Linked DNA regions of Homo sapiens: region 2 is linked to region 1. A link is a contact called in ENCODE Hi-C or POLR2A ChIA-PET data. All regions are on one chromosome and are shown on one strand. Each heading gives the region's core, a stretch centred on a gene start or an enhancer-like site at or near the end of the contact. The rest is flanking DNA. Distances are from core to core; before and after follow the strand shown. Region 1 overlaps MYO1E (myosin IE). Region 2 overlaps MYO1E (myosin IE).

Evidence for each region. Hi-C counts contacts between places; a loop is a spot of excess contacts on that map. ChIA-PET counts read pairs that join two places held with the same protein, here RNA polymerase II (POLR2A). Pooled maps may share reads with other maps.
Region 2: a loop to region 1 is called in a pooled map, with 2.1 times the contacts of the local background. The contact joins two enhancer-like sites. A Hi-C loop is called at or near these places in 2 of 50 pooled maps. POLR2A ChIA-PET finds 5 or more read pairs at or near these places in 6 of 52 experiments (H1, HEK293T, MCF 10A and 3 more).

Annotation. Positions count from the first base shown.
Region 1 is chr15:59,172,757-59,178,995 of GRCh38, forward strand. MYO1E (myosin IE) reads right to left here. Exons shown (of 28, transcript NM_004998.4): 19 at 5,637-5,781; 20 at 1,370-1,484; 21 at 990-1,159. Among named protein-coding and RNA genes, the nearest start is that of MIR2116, 4.6 kb to the left of the region's middle. Within about 2 kb of position 2,240, at least 17 of the 41 ENCODE cell types and tissues checked have a DNase peak (open chromatin) inside an H3K27ac peak, as active enhancers do.
Region 2 is chr15:59,332,968-59,339,206 of GRCh38, forward strand. All of the region lies in intron 1 of MYO1E (myosin IE), which reads right to left. Among named protein-coding and RNA genes, the nearest start is that of MYO1E, 37 kb to the right of the region's middle. RefSeq lists an enhancer at 2,611-2,680. Within about 2 kb of position 2,629, at least 3 of the 41 ENCODE cell types and tissues checked have a DNase peak (open chromatin) inside an H3K27ac peak, as active enhancers do.

The DNA of each region.
Region 1 (6,239 bases), core at 990-3,489:
TATATTGTCATTTGAATGATAATTCTCAATAATCTAATAGAAATCTACTTGGGAATTTGTGGGTAACCACTTTATAATGAGTACCGCTGCGAGAGCTAAGCACCCCTGTGTGCATCCAGGGCTGCCGTCACAGCAGCTGGTGCCATGCACAGGTTGCAAGGAATGGTTTGGTTTTAGCAAAACATGCTTCCGTTGTTTATTTCGTTAAATTTTTTTCTTGACCTCCCCGCCCCTGGCAAAAAGCCAAAAGCTCTTAACGGGTCCATGAGCTTCTGAAGCTTCAGATTTTTCTATTAGGACCAAGACTTTATCAAAAGGTATCTAAAGGAGGAGGTGAAAAATCAACTGTTCCTCCTGTGGCTGGAAAAGCCTTACTTATCAGCCACTCTGGGAAAATGGATGAGGATACTCTGCAATATTACTTGATACTCTGAATCCTTTGATTCAACGATTTCACTCCTATCAATTTCTTCTAAAAATATTAGGAGACAGATAGATACACAAAGATGTGTGAAAAGATGCTCACTGAAGTTACGATAGTAAAAAAGAAAAACTCACTAAAAATTGATTCATGAGAAACTGGTTAAAAATAATAAAGCATCTGTCAAATGGAATACTATGCAGCCATGTAAAATAACTTATATTGCTAACTGTATTACTATCGAAAATTCTCGCATTATTTAAAAGACAAACAAAAAACCACTTCAGGACATAAAACAGCATGTAATGTATATCTCATTTTTTGTAAAACTAAATACGCAAATGTATGTTTTCATAAAAACATTCTGAAAGATATGGATATACACAGAATGTTAACAGTGAATGTTTCTGGGCATAGGTGCCTGTTTATCTTTTGGTTTACTGTATTTTCTCTAAATTTTTCTACAACGAACACATTCTGATTTGGTAACAACAAAAGCAAAATAACAAGTTATTAAAAAAATAAGGAATCTGTTTGGTGATCTCAGAGGCAGGCAGTTAGCACGTACCTTGAACCTCCTGTCATACTTGGTGACTGTGTCTGCGAAATCAATCTTCTCCCTCTTGCCCACGAACTGCTGGAGTTCTGGGTGCTCTTCCATCCCAATATAATCCCCTATAAAGTTCCTGTTAATACTGTTTCTCCTTCTCTCCTTCTTGTTCAATAAGAGGTCTGAGGCTACAATTCCCAAGAGGGTCAAGATGGAAGAAGGATAAGTCAGTCAGAAAAGGGAGGAAAATACTGTGGAAATATACAAAGAAACTCTAAATGATGCAATATTTTTAGCGTGACATTATATGCAAAATAAAATGGAACTTAAAACTTCACTTAAGCTCCAATTTACTCTTCAGATTTATTAAAATCAATGAAACAAAATTGCTAAAATACCTTCTTCTCTCATTTGAACGTATTTCTTCCGGGCCACGAATTTCCTCCATGATTTCTGTATCACTCGAGCATACCCATCATACTTTCTCTCTCTCATCTCTTCTAAAAGAAATAGCTGTGAATGGAGAGAAGACAAATGTGAGCCAAGCCCCAAGCCCCAATCCCTGAACAACACTTTTCTTGTTATTCCAGGGACCCTCAGTTTAGACAATGACACACACGGGAAGCAGCTTCTCTGATTCATGAACGAATATGTGAAACGCTTACTGTGGCATGTTGTTTATTCTCACTATAAAATGACCTATACCTTTTTTTCTTTTAATGGAAAACAATGGGAAATAGGAGAATCTGAGTGTATTCAGTTAGACCTTGTCCTGCCTTGCTACAGTCTCTGTGAGAATCGAATGAGCGATTCAATGCTTCTCCACTTATTCCCCACCTTGATCCAAAGAGTGTATTATTAGGAAGTCAGATCAAGTGAGTGGGTGGAGGCTGTTGCTGTTGTTTGGCGCGGCACTTCTGCATGCAGCCTCTAAACAGAATTTTCCAGTTTCTGCAGGAGCTGGGCTTGTGCTGCTGTGGAAGGAGGGCTGCCCTACTTTCAGTTCCAAGAAAATATAGACTTCCTGTCTCAGGATTCACCAATCTCAGGATTCACCAAGGACCAGCGGAGCAGAGGATAATAACCACAGTGACTGGAGCTGGACGTGAGGTGTGTTAATGAGGACTTGCATTTGCCCAGAAAGGCTGGGGCTGTTTAGGGACCACATCAGCCTCTAGCAGGTCTTGAGAGTCCGGCCATTTTACCAATGAATGCTGACAGCTGCGCCTCAACCAGGCCTTGGAATGATAAAGGTGACAGCAAACAGCTGTAGTGAGCCGAGTGCCCACTATGGGGCAGAAGTCACCCTAGATGATTTCCACACAGTTTCATTCAACGCCTCCACAGCTACATGAGCCGCATACTCTGTCATCTCTATTTTACAGATGAGAACATTGGAACTAAGACTGGGTGGGGCTAGAAAGTGAACCTAGGTCTTTCAGGCTCTGCCAGGCTCCTCCTCATTTAGACACGCAAAGCTTTCTCTGTAAATCTGCACTTGATCCACTTGTAAAATAGTAGGAAACCTTCTCATTTACCTTGAGAGTGGCTTACATGACTCTCTAGGAAAAAAATAAAATCAACCAATAAAAATCCAAAGTAAAGATGATGAACAGTCATTGCAAAAATGTTCCAGAAGTAAACAAGCCAATGTGGTTTGAAGGCAGCTGGGCTTGATTTGTTGTCTCTGTTTATCCGGGTGCATGCTTGGGAGACAGACCTATCCTCTCCTGCCACTCAACTTCTCTCCTCACAGATCCATCTGTGCAGAAACAACAACTCAAACTCCAAACACCAGGGGAGGGACCACGTAATTCCCCTGGCTTCAGTGCTGTAAACAATAGGCATAAGGACAGATTTCTAAACCCCAAGTGGAATGCACAGATTAGCAACTGGACAGAATGTTTAAAATCTGAGCCCTGCAGTTGCCTGTTGTAAGAATATCCATTGATATTTCTTATCTTGTGTATTGGGTTTCTGAGTAAGTCTTGTTTCCTTCTTCTTTCCCAGAACTATTTTGGGCGTATCACAGAAAATACACTTGTGACTCAGAGAAAGGATGAACAGGCAAACGATTCCCAACTTCCTAGAGACTATCTCAAAGATTCGCTGGATTTTAGATTTCTTTTTAAAAGCCCAGGGGGTTAGAAATTAGGGAGGTTCAAGAAAAAACCTTGATAACACAGATAAGGAGAGAATAAAAACCAAACCAAACCAAAAAACAACAACAGGAAAACACACAAAACAACCTTAAATGAGAAAAGCCAAAAGACATGGATACATTTAACAAAACAAAAACAAACCCTATGGTGTCTGATGTGGGTTTTGTTGTTGTTGTTGTTGTTTTCCGAGGCAGAGTCTTGCTCTGTCACCCAGGCTGGAGTGCAGTGGCGCGATCTCGGCCCACTGCAAGCTCTGCCTCCTGGGTTCACGCCATTCTCCTGCCTCAGCCACCTGAGTAGCTGGGACTACAGGCGCCCGCCACCATGCCCGGCTAATTTTTTTTGTATTTTTAGTAGAGATGGGGTTTCGCCGTGTTAGCCAGGATGGTCTTGATCTCCTGACCTCGTGATCTGCCGGCCTCAGCCCCCCAAAGTGCTGGGATTACAGGCGTGAGCCACTGCGCGCGGTTATGATGTGGGTTCTTAAAGCAAATAGGTAATTTTGTATATTCAGAACATTTACTATTAAGGTGAAACCACATGGTAGGTTTTCTTTTTCCTTTTTTTTTTTTTTTTCTTTTTTTTAGAGAAAGGGTCTTTCTTGATCTGTTGCCCAGGCTGGACTGCAGTGGTACAATCATAGCTCACTGTAACCTTGAACTCCTGGGCTCAAGTGATCCTCCAACCTCAGCCTCCTGAGTAGCTAGGACAGCAGGCGTGTACCACCACACCCAGCTAATTTTAAATTTTTTTGTAGAGAAGAGGTCTAACTGACTTGCCCAGTCTTGAACTCCTGGCCTCAAGTCATCTTCCCAACTCAGCCTCCCAAAGTATTGAGATTAGAGGCATGAGCCACTGTGCCCAGCCAGATTTTAAGAGTCAACTTTTGTGAAAGTATTTGCATGTCAGGGCTAGATGGGGATGTATGCGTTTGGGGCAGGGGAGAGAGCGGAGGTGATGGTGTGCGTGTGTGAGTGCATGTGTCAAAGATGGGGGAAAGGAGAGTCAAATAATGGTAATAACACAATTGAATGTAAGGCAAGGAAAAGGACAGCCAAAAATAAATCTTGATTTTGAATATAACCCCCTCCAACGCAACTGAAGCAGAAAAAAAAGTATTACAAATATTGAGGCTGTTTTAATTATATATGAAAACCTCACAAGTTGAAAAGTAACAGCGGGTATGAAACAAGGAGTTCTGCATTGTACCGATAAATCACTCCATCCCATTTTAGAAAGAACAGGAACTGTTCTGTGGGTTGCTTAATGGCGAATGACACAACATTTTCACTTTATATTTGGAAATGAAAATTCTTGTGAAGCTACAAATAACTCAAAGTAGAAAAATGCTACCACAAACGTGTCATAAATGGGTTCCATCTCTGTGTGCCGCTTATTTAATAATCTTGATGTCTCACAAAGCCATTCAGTTATAGCCATTATCATTCCTGAGTCTCAGGCTGATCCTACGAGGCAGGCAGAAACAGTGGCTATGGGGCCCACCTTAGAGGAGAAGAAAACTAATGGCAAGACTGGGATCTGCCTGAAGTCAAATGCTTCCCTTTTTACTGTGAGTTCCCATATGATTTCCCCTTGGTCTGATGACTGATTTCTGCCAAGTTCATCACTGACTCTTGAAATAGGTCTTGTGATGGTTAAGGGAGCCTTGAGAAACGATGATGCTGAGCCTCGGTTCCAGCAGTTTCTCCAGCTTAAAAAGGAATGAATGTCTTTATTCCGCAGCCCTGGAGCAAACTGGGCAGAAGAACTGAACAGAACTTCCTGTGGACATTCATGGGGCTCACTGACCACACTCTCATCAGGAAAGAAAGAAGTGTCTCTAAATGAAGCTGTAGCAGACTGTTTGTGAATTGTAAATGTGTATTATGAATGCCTTACTGGTAAGTACTGTGTTCTATAAACCAGAGATTTCTCCTCCCACCTATTTTCCCCCTCACAGTCCTTTCTAGGCTCCCCCACAGCCTTCTAGGTACAATCCTGGGAATTCCCACCCGGCACTCTGCTGCACCTTCCAGGAGGAATCCTGAGACTATGCGTAACTGACTTGGTGTCAACTAACCATGGGTGGGACACTGAAGTCCCTCTTTAGCTTAGACACTCTTAGAGATTAAGTAACTATTGAGCATTTTCTGTGTGAGGCTTTGGGTATATAAACACATATGGAACAAAGAGTCCCTGCCCTCCAGGAGTGTAGCAGCTAGAGAGGAGCGAGACAGTCAGCGAGGAAGGAGCCACTCTCTGATGCCCCTTTTTCTACCTGCTTAGTGCTCTGCAGGAAATGAACCGGGCAGTGATGGGCTATGGAGAGCAGGTGTTTAGGGAAGGACCCACTTAGACCAGGAAGGGAGGGAAGGCTTCTTTGAGGAGACAACATTGATGGCATGAAGCGAAGAATGAGAAAAAGAAGCCAGCTGAGGGGTGGAGCAGGGCTGGCGGGGGCCCCGCGGGAGGGAAGAGAGTGGAGAGCCAGCCAAGCACTCACAGACTCGGGGGCTTTGATGAACACTTTACTCCTCCCCAGCTGGAACTGGTCGCTGTCCATGTTGACCGACTGCAGCAGGTGCAGGACGCCTTGCTTCTCCTCTCCCTGCCAAGAAGGCCAGGTGGCTTTGGTCAGAATGGCATACCTGTGGGGACATTGGGGAGAAGAGAATCACACTTGGGCGGGACCGCACTGGTTTTCTACCCGGGCAAGGCAGCAAGAGCTCTGCTCTGAAGGTGCCCAGTGCTGCAAAGTTACTGATCATCTGTTTACCAGCGTTCGAAGGCTCAGGCGTGGACTGCGATGACTGCAAAAATCCCGAGTCTGGGATGCTCGTTCCCGAGCTGCCTCCTGCTTCTTTCCCTTTCCCAGCATTCCCACGTCAACACCCTGGTGAAAACCTGCGTACTCTTTCTACCACTGTCTGAAAATAGCATTGTGGAAGGCCACCAGGGGTGGTCTTTAGGCAAAAATCAAACGGTCTTGTCTCAATAATCATCTCCCCTGACTTCTTCAGGGCATTTAACACTTAATGCAAAGAGTTTTATAAAGCTCCTGCTAAACAGCTATTATGACAACTGTGTATCAACTTTCACCTTTGAA
Region 2 (6,239 bases), core at 1,379-3,878, 160 kb after region 1:
TTAAAAAAGGAGTGAGGAATTGAGCTGGACAGAGATGTGCATTCCAAATTTTTCTTTCCTTTTCATAAAGACTTGATCGTCTTATTTATCTGGATTGGCCATACACAGTAATCTCACTAGCTGACAGTTGCTTAGTAAACACAACTGAAGGACAATCCACTAAGAAATGTCACATTTCTTTTAAACTCTGAAATCCTATATCCCAGTTCCACATCTTGCTTTTCAAGTTTCTGTTTTAACTATCCAGCTTCATCACTATCTACTTTCTTTCTTTTTCTTTTTCTTTTTTGGAGACAGGGCCTCGCTCTGTTACCCAGGCTGGAGTGCAGTGGTGCAATCTTGGCTGGCTGCAGCCTTGAACTCCCAGGCTCAAGTGATCCTCCACCACAGCAACCCCCGGAGTAGCTGGGATTACAGGCACTCCACCACCGCGCCTGGGTAATTTTTGTATTTTTTGTAGAGATGGAGTTTTGCCATGTTGGCCAGGCTAATCTCAAACTTCTGGGCTCAAGCGATCCTCCTGTCTCGGCCTCCCAAACTGCTAGGCTATAGGTGAGAGCGAGGTATCTACTTTTGAATCTAGTCCATCTACTCACCAACCTCCCACACCCATTGTGAAATTACTACTACTACCCACAACCCTACCACACAACACTGGACCTATTTCCCATTGGTGAGTGGGTATCCTTCCTCTGAGCAAATGGACTTCCTACTTCTTTCTAGATCCATTCTCTTCCTGCCTGGCTTTCAGCTTCTAGTTTTTCATGCTTTTTTCTCCCTTTATTCCTATGTTTATAGTTGAAAGCTAAACCACAAGAGTGAGTTCAGTAAATATTTTTTGAGCTTCCACTATGCATCTAAGTAAACACTTCAGAACCAGCATATATCCTCATAGGAAAGAGCTACTTCTTCCTCTGAAACCCCCTGGAAATATGCCCAGGTAATAGGGAAGCACATGAAAGGTAAGCGACTTCCTGACTGAATAGACCAATTGCACTCAGTTTTGTGGCAGTGGATATAAAAGAAATATGAAGAACCTCTCGTCAGTGGGGCACAATGACTCACACCTGTAATAGCAATGTTTTGGGAGACCAAAGTGGAAGGATCGCTTGAGACCCGGCTGGGCAACATAGTGACACTCCATCTGTACAAAAACTTTAAAAATTAGCCTGGCATGGTGGCACACGCCTGTAGTTCCAGCGACTCAGGAAGCTGAAGCAGGAGGGTCACCTGAGCCCAGGAGGTCAAGGCTGCAGTGAACCATGATTATTGCATCACTGCACTCCAGCCTGGGTAACCAAATGAGACCCTGTCTCAAAATAAATAAATAAGTAAAAATAACTAAAAGTATAATTGGAATGTTTGTAACACAAAGAAATTATAAAGGCTTAAGGTGATGGATACCCCATTTATCCTGATGTGATTATTATGCATTGTAGGACTGTATCAAAATATTGCATGTACCCCATAAATATATACACCTACTTTGTACGCATATGTTGTTTTTCTTAAAAAAAAAAAAAAATGACCATTTTAGACGACTCCTGACATAAACACAGAAAAATGCTACCAAATGTCCTCCTTTTCCATTATGGTAACAGCATATTCCCCCCACTGGTGACAAAGTGGCAGAAACTGCTACAGGACCAAAGTAGAATCAGATGGTATCAATAAAACTGCCAACTTCATCCAAATATTCTCCAAAGCTTATTAAGTCTCTGAAAGACGATTATACAGAGATCACTTGGCAAGGGCTTTCTTTCGCAGGCCCTTCCAGTCACAATGCTGGGTCTTTGGGTTCAGCCTGGCAGGGTCAAAAACAGAAGGAAATCAGAGAGAAATTTGCCAACTCTTCCACACTGACTACAAGAATGATTTACTTATCAGACTGGCATATATGTCTCCCTCATTTTGCTCCATCCACTTAGATGTCTCACGTACAGGTCACACTTTCAGAAACCTCATAGAGAATTGCCAAGCAGACAAAGGAAGCCTATTTGCAAAAAACACATCCACCAACTCCTCCTCGCTAAGAATATCCCTGAAGAAGTTCTAACACATTTATTAGTGTAAAGATTTAACACAAAGATTGTCTCAAAGAGAACATTCACACCACACTGGGTCAAACCGTGAAAGAGAAAAACAAGGGCATTCTTGTGGCATCTAAGCCTACTCAGAATAATCTTTATTCATTATTTGCATAGCTCATGGCTTTATATTTTTATTATTAAAGTGCAATTTTGACGTTCAAATTTAAGAAGAATAAAGAACAAGATTTGGCACCACTTGGTGGATATATGTACTATCCTTGGTATGTAGTAAAAGGTGGACTAGCATCAAAGAGTGTGAAAACGACTCCAAGCTACTTTCAGACACTTCAGCTGGCAAGCGCAGGCTGCTACAGTATGAGATGTAATCTGCCAAATACCACAGAATGCAAGATTTTACGGATTTTGAAAGAAGCAAGTGATGATTCTGTGGCCACATCAGGAGAGCATGTTTTCTGCATCAATAAATCTGTGCCGAATATGAATAAAAAAAAAACCCACTTGGTTCTACCTCAAGGGCTGCTTTTCACCATTGTCCCACACATAAGCCAGGGCTGGAAAAGTACAAGAGACCCGGCCAGGCTTGCTCTCAGATCTCTTTGAAGTCCCCCACCTGTTTTCCTAGCTACTTGGAGGCCACGATGGACTTACATTTAAACTATATTAGACCTCATGCCTCAGAGATAGGCCACTGCTAAGCAGCCTGAGCATTTATTTACCAATTAACTTAGTCCGGCATTTTGAGAGGTAGTGGGAGAGACACGGACGCATTCAAATGACTCCCCTTGAGATGTCAGGAAAGAACCTGTATCATCTGAAGCCATGTGTGGCCCTGATTCATGCGGAGGAATGAGTGTCACGGACTATAAGCGGTGCTGTCTGCACACACTTGTTCTGATGCCTTTCCAATGAGAACCCGGCTGTGTGCTGTGGGCTCTCTCTGGTCACACAAAAAAACAAGTCCTGCAGCAACTCAAGTGTGCTACCCCCTCTCCCACTACACCCAAAATATTAACACAAAAGCAAAAAAAAAAAAAAATCTTGAAACTTTTTCTGGAATTAAAAAAAAACTAGGCCGAGTGCAGTAGCTCAGGCCTGTAATCCCAACATTTTGGGAGGCTGAAGCGGGCAGATCACTTGAGGCTAGGAGTTTGAGACCAGCCTGGACAACATGCCAAAACGCCATGTCTAAAAAAAATACAAAAATTAGCTGGGTGCGATGGCGTGGCCCTGTAGTCCCAGCTACTCAGAGGCTGAGGCAGGAGAATTGCTTGAGCCCAGGAGATGGAGGTTGCAGTGAGCCGAGATCATGCCACTGCACTCCAGTCTCGGTGATGGGAGTGAAACGCTGTCTCAAAAAAAAGAAAAGAAAAAACCCTAGATTCAAAGGGACATACATAAATAAGGTAAATAAGGTTTATTTATGTCCCTTTAAAACTAGCAGTCAGGCTTTCATAAGTAACTTTTATTTTTAAAATTATGTGTTTTTAATAGTACTTGAATTTTGGACATGTGTTGGATCATCTGAGAATTCTCTGATACCTCCAGTAATTCACATAGTACACCCCTGGTCTTTTTTTGTTTTGTTTTGTTTTTTAATTATACTTTAAGTTCTGGGATACATTTGCAGAACGTGCGGGTTTGTTACATAGGTATACACGTGCCATGATGGTTTGCTGCATCCATCAACCCATCATCTACATCAGATAATTCTCCTACCCCTCCCCTAGCCCCCCACCCCCTGACAGGCCCCAGTGTGTGATGTTCCCCTCCCTGGTCCACGTGTTCTCATTGTTCAGCTCCCACTTGTCAGTGAGAACATGCGGTGTTTGGTTTTCTGCTCCTAGGCTGGTTTGCTGAGAATGACGGTTTCCAGCTTCATCCATGTCCCTGCAAAGGACATGAACTCATCCTTTTTTATGGCTGCATAGTATTCCACAGTATATATGTGCCACGTTTTCTTTATCCTGTCTATCATTGATGGACATTTGGGTTGACAACTCCTAGTTTTAAAAAAAAAAATCTATGCTTATATAATACCTCCTTGCAGTTACTGAATTGTACAGTTATTGAATTGTTTATCTTTTACAAAGCACTTCTACTTTATTTCATTTGATTCTTATGGAGGTGTTTTATTATTATGAATATTTCCGTTTTACAGATGTAAAAATGGAGGGAACTGATTAAGATGACAAGAGCCAGGATTCAAACCAGGGCTCCACACTCTAAATTTCTATTGAATAATTTTTAAGTTTCCTAAGTTTACTACAGGTATGAAAACAAAACATAAGGCAGGCAATTATGATGAAACCTGCTCTGCTCAGGAATGGAGTTGTGTTATCCATATCTACAACTGCTGAGCTTGATTGTGATTTTTCTAAACATGAACATTCATCAGATATAATTCGTATAATATAAAGCACATGGTTTTATTCTGTTCTACAATTTCGCATTTGGCAGAAAATAGAGCTTTAGCCTACATTATGAAACTTAAAAGAACATTCAGACTACTATAGTCAAAAATATTTCGCTCGGCTGGGCACAGTGGCTCACGCCTGTAATCCCAGCACTTTGGGCAGCCAAGGCAGACAAATCACTTGAGGTCAAGAGTTCGAAACCAGCCTGACCAACATGGAGAAACCCCGTCTCTACTAAAAGTATAAAAAATTAGCCGGGCGTGGTGGTTTGCTCCTGTAATCCCAGCTACTCGGGAGGCTGAGGCAGGAGAATCGCTTGAACCCAGGAGGTGGAGGTTGCAGTGAGCTGGGATCGTGCCACTGCACTCCAGCCTAGGCAACAGAGCAAGACTCCATCTCAAAAAAGAAAAAAAAATCTCGCTCACAGAGTTCTTATAGGACAAAGTAAAATCTAAGCTTAGATATATCTTTACTCAATAAGGCAAATCACTTAAACATCCTCCATACATTTCCCTGTCCATGATGTGGCTAATATGGTTAAATTAAACTCCTTTTTTTCCTCCTACTCAACTGAGAAATGTCAGCGAAGAGTGTAAATTAATCAAACAAAATCCTTCTAAAGGAAATAAGCTCTGTGGTCTTTGCAGAGTCAGGTAATAGGTGTAACTAAAGTGGCCCTATATTGACAACTGCATTGTGAGGCAAGGCAAGAAAAAGTGTTCAAGTCTAAAAAAAAAAACAAAAATGAATAGATTGCTTAGGAATTTGGTAGCTGTCTCTACTTACAAATGAATTTCTATTTTCATTAATATAATTTTTTATAATAGCTATATAAACTAGATCAGTATTGACTTTTTTTTTTTTTTTTTGCTTGAAAGAGGAGTTGAAATGTCTTCCACAGCACATAGTACGTTCCTGACTCCCAGATCTGTGCTGAGCAAACTTTCTGAGTTTTTCAACCTTGGTCAATGAGAGGACTGTGTTTATTATAAATCCATGAAGGGATATCACCTGCTGAATTGCAGAGAACAGAGAAAAATGTTTCCTCTCTGGTTTTAGAACATCTCCTCTTAAGCTCGCTCCATAAAACACTCAGCCAACCCTGCCTGCAAGATGTCCTCAGTGCTGAGCCAGGACTGTCTCTATGGGCTCTCAGGAGTATTGGGGCTGGTCTCCAACCACCCTGCTAAGCTGGGAAAAACAGTAGGGGAGTTTCAACTATTGCTAACCTGTAACCACTTCCCACAGGCAGGAGGAGCAAGGTCCTTGAAAACCCATTTGGGTAAAAATTTAGAATGATATGGGGCAAACAGTGCAAGAGAACCAAAGACAGGGGTGAAACTACCTACAAAGGTCTATCAACATCTAAAAATAGACATTTAAACAATGAAGAGTGCACCCTATAAATAAAACATCAGGCTGGGCGCTGTGGCTCATGCCTGTAATCCCAGCATTTTTGGAGGCCGAGGCAGGTGGATCACCTGAGGCCAGGAGTTCAAAACCAGCCTGGCCAACATGGCGAGACCTCATCTCTATTAAAAATACAAAAATTAGCCAGGCGTGGTGGCACATGCCTGTAATCCCTGCTACTGGGGAGGCTGAGGCATGAGAATTGCTTGAACCTGGGATACAGAGGTTGCAGTGAGCCAAGATTGTGCCACTGCACTCCAGCCTGGGTGGCAGAGCAAGACTCTGTCTCAAAAAAAGAAAATGTCAATGACACATTTTATTCAACTTGAAGTAGTAATAATGGGTACTAAACTCTTCCATTTTA